Linked DNA regions of Homo sapiens: region 2 is linked to region 1. A link is a contact called in ENCODE Hi-C or POLR2A ChIA-PET data. All regions are on one chromosome and are shown on one strand. Each heading gives the region's core, a stretch centred on a gene start or an enhancer-like site at or near the end of the contact. The rest is flanking DNA. Distances are from core to core; before and after follow the strand shown. Region 1 overlaps CFAP74 (cilia and flagella associated protein 74). Region 2 overlaps GABRD (gamma-aminobutyric acid type A receptor subunit delta).

Region 1 (5,456 bases), core at 984-3,483:
ACCACACCCAGCTAATGTTGTATTTCATTATTTTAATTTGGTATTTGCTGGTGGGAGTGTAAAGTGATACTCGAGGATACTGTTGGGCAGTTTCTTTTTTCTTTTGTGACAGGGTCTCACTCTGTTGCCCAGGCTGGAGTGCAGTGGTGCCATCACAGCTCACTGTAGCCTCACCACGTTGGCCAGGCTGGTCTGGAACTCCTGACCTCAGGTGATCCACCTGCCTCGGCCTCCCAAAGTGCTGGGATTACAGGCATGAGCCACCGCGCCCGGCCTCTTTGACCTTTTAAACTGGAGTTTGGACTTCATGTGGTTGATAGGAGCTCTTCATGTGTTCCAGATGTAAGACTTGTGTCAGATATGTGTGTGCTGCAAATATTTTTTCCTAATCTGTCGTTTGTTTTCTTAATGCCTTCTTTAAGAGAAATGGTTAATTCACCGTCTTTTAAATCTATGATTTTATTGATCTATATTTTGCGATCATCTTTTGCAGCTAATTTCTATCTCCCAGCATGGAGGATGACGGCAGCCTGCTCCCTGAGGACGAGCTTTTGGCCGATGCCCTTCTTTTGGAAGATGGTAATAAAGCTTCTTTCACAGTAACGGAAGTTTCAGCAAAAAGACAAACAAATGACATGCTTCATAGTAGCCCTTTAATTCCCTTTATTTCTGGGAGAGGGTATCTTTTACACTCATATTTTTCTCTCAAAGAGGGAGCTTATATTATTGTCTTTATTTGAAAGAAAGATAAATTGTGGCTGAGATGTTGAAGGCGGCAGACCATAGTTTTCTAGTTTCCAACATCAGTATTGAGAAATCTGATGCCATTTTTATCCCAATCCTTTGAATGTGACCTATTTTTGTTTTCTTTTCCTGGAAGCTGTTTTTAAAAAATCTCTGATGATCTGAAATGTTACTGAGACGTGCCTTGATTTGGTTCTAGTTCTGGGCACAGGCAGGCCATCGCAATCTGGGAACGCATTTCCTTCCCACCCCCACCCCACTCCCCACCCCGTTTTGGGTTCTGTTGTGTGCTGAGTCAGCTCCTGGCGCTGTGTGGCCTTCTCCCCCCTGCCCCCCGCCACTGTCTCCCTCTCCCGCCCCCCTTGTGACTGTGGCTTTCTGCCTTTTCCATCATTTTTACTGAGATTTAATGAAGGGAAGAAAAACTGTGTTCCCTTTGCCGTGTTTTGCCGGAAGTCCGCTGTAATCTTCTGAGATAGTGACCTTCAGCCTCTTTTGTCTGAGAACCCCTTTACATTCTTAAAAATTATTGAAGACACAGAGAACATTTGTTTATGTTGCCTGTATCTTTCCATACTTACTGTATCAAAAATTAAAGCTGGAAACATTTTAATACGTAGCCACTTAAAATAGCAATAACGAACCTATTGGCAGTAACGTTAAGAGTTGGGTTTAATGGAAGACAGCTGGAGTCTTAGAGCTGTCTGTTGTGACGTCACCTGTCATGCAGCCTCTGGAAAACGCCACTGTCCTCTCATGGGAAGAGAGTGAGGAGACAAATGGCGTGCGAGTGTGATCATGAAGACAGTTTTCACCTCACAGGCCCTGAAGGACACTAAGGGACCCTCAGGGTTCCTCGGATTTTGCTTTGAGAACCATCAAGTTAGACTTGTCAAGATTTATCCTAACACTGGCCGGGTGTGGTACCACCAAGTTAGTGCGTGTCAAGATTTATCCTAACACGGGCCGGGTGTGGTGGCCCACGCCTGTCATCCCAGCACTTGGGGAGGCCGAGACGGGTGGCTCACTTGAGGTCAGGAGTCCAAGACCAGCCTGGTCATCATAGGGAAACCCTCTCTCTACTAAAAATATAAAAATTAGCTGGGCATGGTAGGACACATCTGTAGCCTCAGCTACTCGGGAGGCTGAGGTGGGAGGATCCCTTGAACCTGGGAGGCGAAGGTGGCAGAGAGCCAAGATCACGCCACCGCACTCCAGCCTGGGCAACAGAGACTCCACGTCAGGTTCATGACTACGCCGAACGTCATGTTGAGGTCCAAAGGGAGTGGGTGGATGAGCAGAAGGAACGCTCGGGGGCCGTAGGCAGGTGAAAAAGGATTTTATTCAGCAGCAGCTCTCCCCAACGGCTTTGTCTCACACCGTCCGCCCTGTCCTGGCTGGTTAGTCCGGCGGCTCCCACACACACAGCTGCGTGGCCGGCTCTCCCTTGACTTCAGGGTCAGCAGCTTAACTCTTTCTCTGGACACCAGCCAAGCGGTGCTGTGCCCTTGCTCCCCGCTGTCCGTCTGCAAAGACGGATGTCCCTGACTCTCTCTCTCTCTCTCAAGGCGCCAGCGCCCCAGTCCCACTGAGTCACCCAGGCTGTTTACCTCTGCCTGTGCTTGTGTGGCTGCAGTGCAGCAGGTTCCTTACACCCTGTCCCAAAAAAAGAAAAAGATTTATCCTAAAACTTCAGATGCAAATGTTTGATCTGCTTTTTTTTTTTTTTAAACTCTTGCCTTGATTTCTAGAAAGAGATGAATTAGAGGATCCGGAGTTTGACATCAAATGTCTTCTACAGGAAGCTGAGGATGACGTGGACCCGGGACACAGCAGGTAACTCGGAGGATCGGGGGTGGAGGTGGGTGTGGGGGGGTGGGGGTGGGGGTGGGGGTGGGGGGGTGGGTGAAGGGAGCGGGGCGGCTGCTTCCTCCCTCCCACAGGCTGTAGCTCCCGCAGCTCCCGCCCTGAAGCAGAACTGTCAGGCACCTACCCCGGCAGCCACACCGAGGAATGAGTTCTGAGCCTGCAGCTGGGGTGGTGGCAGCTGACGTCCTTTTCATCCTAAGCTCAGTGAAAGAACTAGATACTGATGCTGATAAATTGAAGAAGAAAACAGCTGAGGACAGAACGCAGGCATTTCACCTGCGGCAGAACCTGAGCGCCCTGGATAAGATGCATGAGGAGCAAGAGCTTTTCACTGAGAAGATGAGGTGAGCTGGGGCTGAGGCCGCTGCACCTGCACCTCTTGATGCCCCCCAGGCCGTGACATGGGTGCAGCAGGGGTGGTCCTGTACCTGTCGTCACCCTGAGGGCCTGCAAGGGAGGGTCGCACAGGGTCTCCATGGAGGAGCAGTTCTGCAAGCCCCACCCGGGAGCTAGTGCCCAGCGCTCCCAGCCCCCTTCCCACAGAAAAGGCGGAAACAAGTGGCCCCGCTGCCCCCAGCGCCACCCAGAGTTGCCACCTGTCAAGCTTTCGTTGTAGCTTCTTTCTGTGTTTGTGTGTGTTTGTATTTTATATCTATGGGATTTTGTGCTAAATTATGTTAAAGCAAATCACAGACATGATACGTCACTCCTAAATATTTCAGCGTCTCCTAAAAACTAAAAACATTCAGCGGAGAGTGGTGGCGCACGCCTGTGGTCCCAGTGACTTGGGAGGCTGAGGCCAGAGGATGGCTTGAGCCCAGGAGGTCAAGGCTGCAGCAAGCCTGGGTGACAGAGCAAGACCCTGTCTCTAAAAATAAAAAACTGAAAGACAAATGTTCTTCTGCATAACTTCTTGCCCATAACTCGGGCACCTAACTTGGGTACTTCACCCGGGGAAACTACGATTTCCCTCCTCGGCTCCGGCAGCGCCCGTGTGTTTTCCAAGTGACCGTCATGGCCGGGCGCGGTGGCTCACACCTGTAATCCCAGCACTTTGGGAGGCCAAGGTGGGTGGATCACGAGGTCAGGAGTTTGAGACCAGCCTGGCCAATATGGTGAAACCCCGTCTCTACTAAAAATACAAAAATTAGCTGTGCGTGGTGGTGGGCGCCTGTAGTCCCAGCCACTTGGGAGGCTGAGACAGCAGAATCGCTTGAACCTGGGGGGCGGAGGTTGCAGTGAGCCGAGATCGCGCCACTGCACTCCAGCCTGGGTGACAAGCGAGGCTCTGTCTCGGGAAAAAAAAAAGCGACCTCCAGAGTTCATGCTCTGGGCTTTGCTCCGTTGTTTGTACCTGAGGCCTGAGTCGCCCCCAGGAGCTACCATGTGAACTGGATTCTGTCCCGGCCCATGCCCCACTGGTGACCTGGGCCTGCCTGGCCCGCTCTCTGGAAGATGGTGGAGGAGCTCCAGCTCCTCCCCTCCCGTGGGCCCCAGACCTCCCACCACGTGCCCTTCACACGCAGGAGTGCGCTTGTTTATGCAGACCCAGGTTCCCTCCCGCTCCTGCACCGTCCTCGGCCCTGGGGAGCATGTCACCTTCGGGTGGGGGCCACACAGCTGCCCCTGGGCAGTTTTCCAAAAATGGACGACAAGACCCTGCTTGTGTGGCTTGAAGGTGTTAGAGAGACCCCTGGCCCGGGTGAGGGGGGCTCTGGGGGTCTGGCTCTGCCTCACCTGGCCCCATTGCCACGCCCACTGTCACTTTGGAGGCTGGAGTTTCAGGGAACCATCATCTGACCTTTGTTTCCCTGTTCCAGAGGGGAGCTGCGCGCCTGTCGGCAGAGGCGGGACCTGATCGACAAGCAGCAGGAGGCTGTGGCAGCCGAGATCGCCACAGAGGAAGAGGCGGGCAACATGTAGGTGGCCCTCGCCAGGGGGCAGGGAACCGGGCATGAGGTCAGGGCCGGAGGTTCACTGGTTCACCCAAAGTGAGGCGTGAAGCACCTGCTGTGTTCAGGCCAATGAGGAGCCCCAGTGTGAGGCCACAACACGAACATGCAGAAGCATGTGAGGTCGGCACTGCTGGGGCCTGGAGGGCACTGGGGCTGGATCTCTGGGAGGCAAGGCCGAGTGGGTCAGCAGTCAGGGGAAGGCCTCTTGGGCCACTCTTGCCTGGAGCAGCAGGGTGAGGCAGCTGAGGGCGAGGTGAGAGGTGAGAGGCCTGCATGCGTCCCACACTCCCAGGTGGGAGGGGCCTGGGGGACGCTGGAAACGCCAACACTCACCAACAGGCATTGCTCCGGGAGCCTGGATGGCTCCACGGCTGCAGCTCTGGCCTCGCCTCACCCTCTGGGGGCACCAGGTGCCTGCAGGGCCTGCCGAGTTCAGCCCAGCCCTGGAAGGCCCCAGCAGGGTGCCCGACCTGGAGGGGCTAGTGCAGCCATGGGGAGCAGAGGGCCAGCAGCCAGGGGCAAGGGAACCAGCAGGTCCTCCCGGCCCTGGGGGGTGAGGGGCTTCGGGCCACTGCAACCTCTGCCCCTCCAGGTTTAAGCAATTCTCTGCTGCAGCCTCCGGAGTAGCTGGGATTACAGGCATGTGCCACCACACCTGGCTAATTTTTTTTTGTATTTTTAGTAGAGACAGGGTTTCACCATCTTGGCCAGGCTGGTCTTGAACTCCTGACCTTGTGATCCACCCGCCTCGGCCTCCCAAATTGCTGGAATTACAGGCGTGAGCCACCGCACCCAGCCCTCTGCAGGGTTTTGACCTGCCTCATTCCTGGACTGTGGCACCCAGGATCTAGGGGTGACTGCCATACCCGGCCAGCTGCTCAAAGCCCA
Region 2 (5,456 bases), core at 1,758-4,257, 36 kb before region 1:
GCTGGGAGACAAGGTAGCCAAGGAAAGCTTGGCTCCTGAGCCCTGCAGACCTGGGGCTAAGAGAGCTCCCCACACCCTCTGGTTTCCCATAAATCTGGAGTGCTGGGAAGAGAGAAAGGACCAAGGAGTGAGATGGGAAGGCCTGACCCACGCCCACACAATGGCAGGCCTGGAAGCCCTGGTTCAGGTGCAGCTGGTGCCAATGAGCAAGTTCCTAAGGCAGCAGCGTCCCAGCTGCATCCCCAGAGGCCCTGGGGGCCTGCGGGCGCTTGACTAAAAAGCATGAAAACCACAGGCGGGCGCACGCGGAAGGGGCGGTGGGCGCGCGCGGAAGGGGCGGTGGGCGCGCGCGGAAGGGGCGGCGGGCACATGCGGAAGGGGCGGCGGGCATATGTTACCGGACTTGAAGTTCATCAGCTCCGTGGTGAAGCGGTAGCTGGTGATGGTGAACTGCGCCAGCTGCAGCTTGTCCAGCCCGTGGATGTGCTCCTGGCTCTCCGACCAGTAGTAGACGATGTCCTCCGATGAGTAACCGTCTGGAGGAAAAGCACACAGGTGGGCGGCAGAGCCCGGCCCTGCCCCGGGAGCCCTGGCAGGAGCGCTCCGTCCACACAGGAAGCCTGCAGGGGGCCGACGCCATCGTGATGGGGACCGAGCAGGACCCCAGCCAGGAGCGAGGAGACCTTCGGCTCTGGGACCACGTCGGGCTCCTCCGGGCAGGTGGATGGGACACAGATGGGGTCACCGTTGTCAGGTGACACACAGGGGCTGCTGCACTGGCTCAACAATATCAATCCGTGCCATGTCTGGGCTCCATGGCCCGGCTCCCCAGGCAGGGCACAGACCCACAAGCCAGACTGCTCCAGGCTTTCTGGCCCCTTCTCCTCCTGCCCAGGCTTCTTGCATGCAGAAGCTGGTTTGGTGCTTTCCTGCATCCTGAGCCGGGCCAGCCTTGTCCAGGCCCCGGGCTGACAGTCTGAGCCCCCATCCACTGCTGGAGAAGCCCCTACCCGCCTTGCACACCCACTCACAGCTCTCCAGGTCCAGCATGCACTCCTGCTCGTCCATGGGGTATTTGGCCAGGTCCATGTCGCAGGCCACAGTGGAGGTGATTCTGCCAAGACAAGCATGGCAGTGAGGCCTTGGGGGTGAGGCCAGCCCTCCCGAAAGCCTGGCAGTTCCCCTGCAGAGATGCCCCCTGAGCACCTGCCTGGAGCCCCAGCTACTTCTCAGACTGTGTTTGCCCAGAATCCAGGTAAACCTGGAAACTGCTCAACTTCATAGACGTCAAGTATTCCTTTAGGACCGTCAAGAACTGGATTTCATTCATTCTCTTCAAAACGCTTGACTATTGAACTAGGCTGGGGGCCTACGGGGCAGGGGACAGCCTTCACACCCAGGCCCTGGCCCGAGCGATGGCTGAGGAACACACGGGAATAGGCCCAGAGTTGCCACGCACTTGATTTTCTAGGAGAGGTCAAATATTTAAATTCCTATGTAAAATATCCCGATGTTTTTGTTTGTTTATGAGACAGGGTCTCACTCTGTCACCCAAGCTGGAGTGCAGTGGTGCAATCTTGACTCACTACAGCCTCAACCCCCCGGGGCTTGAGGTGGGTAATCCTCCCACCTCAGCCTCCCGAGTAGCTGAGACCACAGGTGCACACCACCAAGCCCAGCTAATGTTTTTTATTATTTTTGTAGAGGCAGGATCTCCCTATGTTGCCCAGGCTGGTCTCAAACTCCCAGGCTCAAGTATACTCTCACCTCAGCCTCCAAAAAGTGTTGGGGTTACAAGCGTGAGCCACTGCACCCGGCTGCCTCCTGATTTCTTTTTTTTGTTTGTTTTTTTTTTTTGAGATGGAGTCTCGCTCAGTCCCCAGGCTGGAGTGCAGTGGCGCAATCTCGGCTCACTGCAAGCTCTGCCTCCCGGGTTCACACCATTCTCCTGCCTCAGCCTCTTGAGTAGCTGGGACTACAGGCCCCCACCACCACGCCCAGCGAATCTTTTGTATTTTTAGTAGAGACGGGGTTTCACCATGTTGGCCAGGATGGTCTCGATCTCTTGACCTCGTGATCCACCCACCTCGGCCTCCCAAAGTGCTGGGATTACAGGCGTGAGCCACCGCATCCGGCCACATGCCTCCTGATTTTTTAAGTGTCATGAACTAATTCCATCTTTAAGAGGCATGTGTCTGAAAACAGGTTTTCAAACAAATGCGCGCACACACATTCATAGCAGTGTTTTCACATTCGCCAACGCCGGAAGCCACCCAAGCGCCCCTCGGCAGAGGGATGGGAGGCAGGTGTGGCGCGCCCCTGCCGTGGGCCATCGCCTAGGCCATGAAGAAGAAGGCGCCCCTGACTCCGGCTTCCACTGGGATGAACCGTGAGGACGTGATGCTGAGTAACGAAGCCGGAGTCATAAAGGGTCCCACACACAGCATGTGATTCCCTTTCGATGAAATGTTTCTGTCTCTGGGCAGACCCACAGAGACAGAAAGCAAGCGGGTGGCTGCTGGAGCTCCAGGGAGGGCGGAGTGGAGAGCACCTGCTCAGTGGCTGGGTCTCCTTTTGGGGTCTTGAAATGTTTTGGACCAGACAGAGGTGGGGTTGCACAACGTGGCGAATCTGCCAAATGCCACTGAATTGTTCACTTTAAAAAGGTTAATTTTATGTTATGTGAATTCCACCCCATTTTAAAAACCAAAAGGCACTGTGTTGGCCAAAAAGCCACATCTGCCGGCTTCCTGTCGGCGACCTTGGAGCGGATGTTTCCCCAGCAGCTGCGGGGGATATAAATAACCGCGCAGCTTCTGCCCCCCCCTCCGCCCGCCCGCCAGCTCCCGGCAGCAGAAGCCGCTCGAGCTTTTCCAAGCCTTGGAGCGTCCAGGCGCCGACGCTTGGCCCGGGCAGGCTCTCCCCCGGAGTCCGGGTGGGCAGCCCGCTCACCGGATGCTGTACAGGATCACGCCGTCGGGCTGCAGCCGGATGAGCTTGTTCTCCACCGTCACGTCGTGGAACCAGGCCGACTTGGCGTTCACGATGAAGGTGTCGGGCAGCCACAGCTTGTCCACGAAGCGGCTGTCCAGACCCAGGGTCTCGTTGGTGTGGTTGTAGGAGAGCCTGCTGTCCCGCCAGCTCTGGTGCAGGAACACCGTCATGGTGTACTCCTGTGGAGGTGGCACAGGGGCCGGGGGTCAGCCTTGCTCCACCCCCAGGGGCATGCAGCCCAGGGCAGAGGCTGTGGGCACCCACCGTGCCTGAGGCAGAGGCTGGTGGCACCTACCATGTTGGCCTCTGAGATGTGGTCGATGCTGGCCACCTCCAGGGCAAGGGCCACATTCACGGGGGGGCCTGCAAGGAAAGAGCAGAACTAAGAAGGACTGAGGCCGGCCCAGCATGGGAGCCACGATGGGACCCTGCCGGGGTCCCAGTCACAGGCAGTCGGCCATCATGGCCTGAGAAGCTGCACCTCCCTGGCTGTCTCTGTGGGGGCCTGGCTCTGATGGAGCCCCCCAGGGGAGAGCCAGGCTTCCTTGCCTAGAGGCCAGCCTACAGCCCAGTGGGCCACACAGCCACGGCCTAGCCTGGGCTCCAGCGGCTCCTGCCTGCCGGGCCTGGACCGCCCCTCACCTCCGATGCCAGGCCGGAAGTTGCGGGCGTAGCCGGCTATCAGCCCGTCCAGGTTGGGGAGCCAGGAGATCTCCAGGTTGGAGCCCACGTAGTCGCCGATGTCATTCATCGCTCTGGGGATGCAAAGCCACCGGTCAGACAGGCCAGGACTTAATTTAATTCCACTGAGCCTGGGTCCCTTCCTGGGGATGCAGCACTGTTCTGGGCACCTGGGCCAGGGCATGGGGGGCCACTGTGGGAGCCCTTGCAGGTGGGGGCCTGGCCAGTCCCCAAGCCTCTGGCTGGACACAGGGAACCCCGGGAGGTCCTCAGCCTCTTCCACTGGCCCTGACCTGGCTTCCTCCTCCGGCCTCAGTGCCCACTTAGCCCTCCTGGCTTTGAGGGAGGTGGCCCTGGGTTGGACAGAGCCCCCCAGCGTGGGCCAAGCTCCCAGGCTAACAGCCTCCCTCCTCAACCAGCCCGCGGAGGCCGGCCTCGGGTCTCCACCCCTGGGGTCCCTCACCAAAGAGGTCTCCCTGTCGGCTTCTGAGGGCGAAGCTTCCCCCATTAGACGGTTTGGAGAAGAGGAATGTGAGGAGGAGGCAAGGGGCAGGGACAGGAAGAGGACAGGGCCCCAAAACCCGGGCCCACAGCCTCCTACTCTCTGTCTCCTCCCAGGAAGGCCCAGGGTGGGCTCCAGATCCCCAAATGGCCATGTGCTTCTGTGGTTTAGCTCAACCTCGGAGCAGCTCGGGGTAGACAGCAGGGCCATGGGGACGCCCAGGCTTGAGGGAGGCATCTCCTCCCCATACACACCATGCTGCCAGAGCCCAGAGCACCCCAGCACCCCCCCGGCCCCCATCTGCTCACCTGCACTGGGTTGAACAGCGTCCCCCAAAATGCACATCCACCCAGAGCCTCAGAATGTGAGCTTATTTGGGAATAAGGTCTTTGCAGAGGTAATTAGTTAAGATGAGGCCATACTGGATTGGGTGGGCCCTAAACCCAAGGACTGGTGTCCTTAGAAGAGAAGAGGGAAGAAGCCTGGGGACAGAGGAGGCAGAGATTGGGGTGAGGCGTCCACAGGCCAGGGGAGGCCAGGGTTTCCAGCCACCGCCGGAGCTGGAGACAGGCCAGGGACGGAGGTTCCCTCAGAGCCTCCAGGGGAACGAGCCCCACCCACACCTTGATTTCAGGCTCCTGGCCTCCCGAGCTGCGAGAGAATAGGCGTCTGTTGTTTCAAGCCGTCCAGTTTGTGGTGATTGTCATACCTGTCCTCCTGCACACAGGATGGGGATTGGTCCCAGGGGTGGGGCCTTGAGATTAACCCCCCTGTATTCTCAGAATCATTTCTATCCAAGGGGGTGGCTTCAGACATGTCCTCCAGGTCGCCAGGCCCGAGCCTGGCCCGAGCCCTCCAGGAGAGTTGAGGGGCCGGGACCTGAGTCAGTGGCCTCCCCCACAGCAAGCCTAGAGACAGATTTGACCCCAGTTCAGATACAGCCTCAAGCGGGTGCCCTATGCTGGGCTACTCCACAGGCCACCAAGAGAAGAGCACAGTCCCAGGCCTCCTCCACGCCTGGCTCCCCAGGACGCAACTGACTGCCCCTCCCCTCCTCACGGTGGGGGCCACAGCCCTTGGCCTCCTGCTCCCTCAGAGACTGCGACCTGGGCTCGAGGCACCCCTCCACACTGCCTGTCTGGCACAGTCAAGCTGAGGCCGGGCCACCAGCCCCACCCCGTGCAGCACCCTCCCAGTGCCCCACACAGATCACCTGCAGCCTACTCTGCTTGTCTGTCTCTCCGGCTCCAGCCCTCTTGAGTCCTTGGATTCCCAAGGG

What was found. Hi-C counts contacts between places; a loop is a spot of excess contacts on that map. ChIA-PET counts read pairs that join two places held with the same protein, here RNA polymerase II (POLR2A). Pooled maps may share reads with other maps.
Region 2: a loop to region 1 is called in a map of endothelial cell of hepatic sinusoid, with 8 times the contacts of the local background. The contact joins two enhancer-like sites. A Hi-C loop is called at or near these places in 3 of 168 maps with a recorded cell type or tissue (astrocyte of the cerebellum, endothelial cell of hepatic sinusoid and posterior vena cava) and 2 of 50 pooled maps. POLR2A ChIA-PET finds 5 or more read pairs at or near these places in 4 of 52 experiments (Panc1, activated T-cell, endothelial cell of umbilical vein and 1 more).

What each region holds. Positions count from the first base shown.
Region 1 is chr1:1,986,013-1,991,468 of GRCh38, reverse strand. It overlaps CFAP74 (cilia and flagella associated protein 74), which reads left to right. Exons shown (of 39, transcript NM_001304360.2): 2 at 494-579; 3 at 2,496-2,580; 4 at 2,814-2,957; 5 at 4,434-4,532. The coding sequence starts at 513. Among named protein-coding and RNA genes, the nearest start is that of CFAP74, 15 kb to the left of the region's middle. RefSeq lists a silencer at 2,046-2,236 and enhancers at 1,914-3,113, 4,009-4,699, 4,700-5,391. Within about 2 kb of position 2,233, at least 12 of the 41 ENCODE cell types and tissues checked have a DNase peak (open chromatin) inside an H3K27ac peak, as active enhancers do.
Region 2 is chr1:2,023,235-2,028,690 of GRCh38, reverse strand. GABRD (gamma-aminobutyric acid type A receptor subunit delta) reads right to left here. Exons shown (of 9, transcript NM_000815.5): 2 at 3,637-3,749; 3 at 3,290-3,357; 4 at 2,953-3,173; 5 at 1,032-1,114; 6 at 399-536. Among named protein-coding and RNA genes, the nearest start is that of GABRD, 6.6 kb to the right of the region's middle. Within about 2 kb of position 3,007, at least 8 of the 41 ENCODE cell types and tissues checked have a DNase peak (open chromatin) inside an H3K27ac peak, as active enhancers do.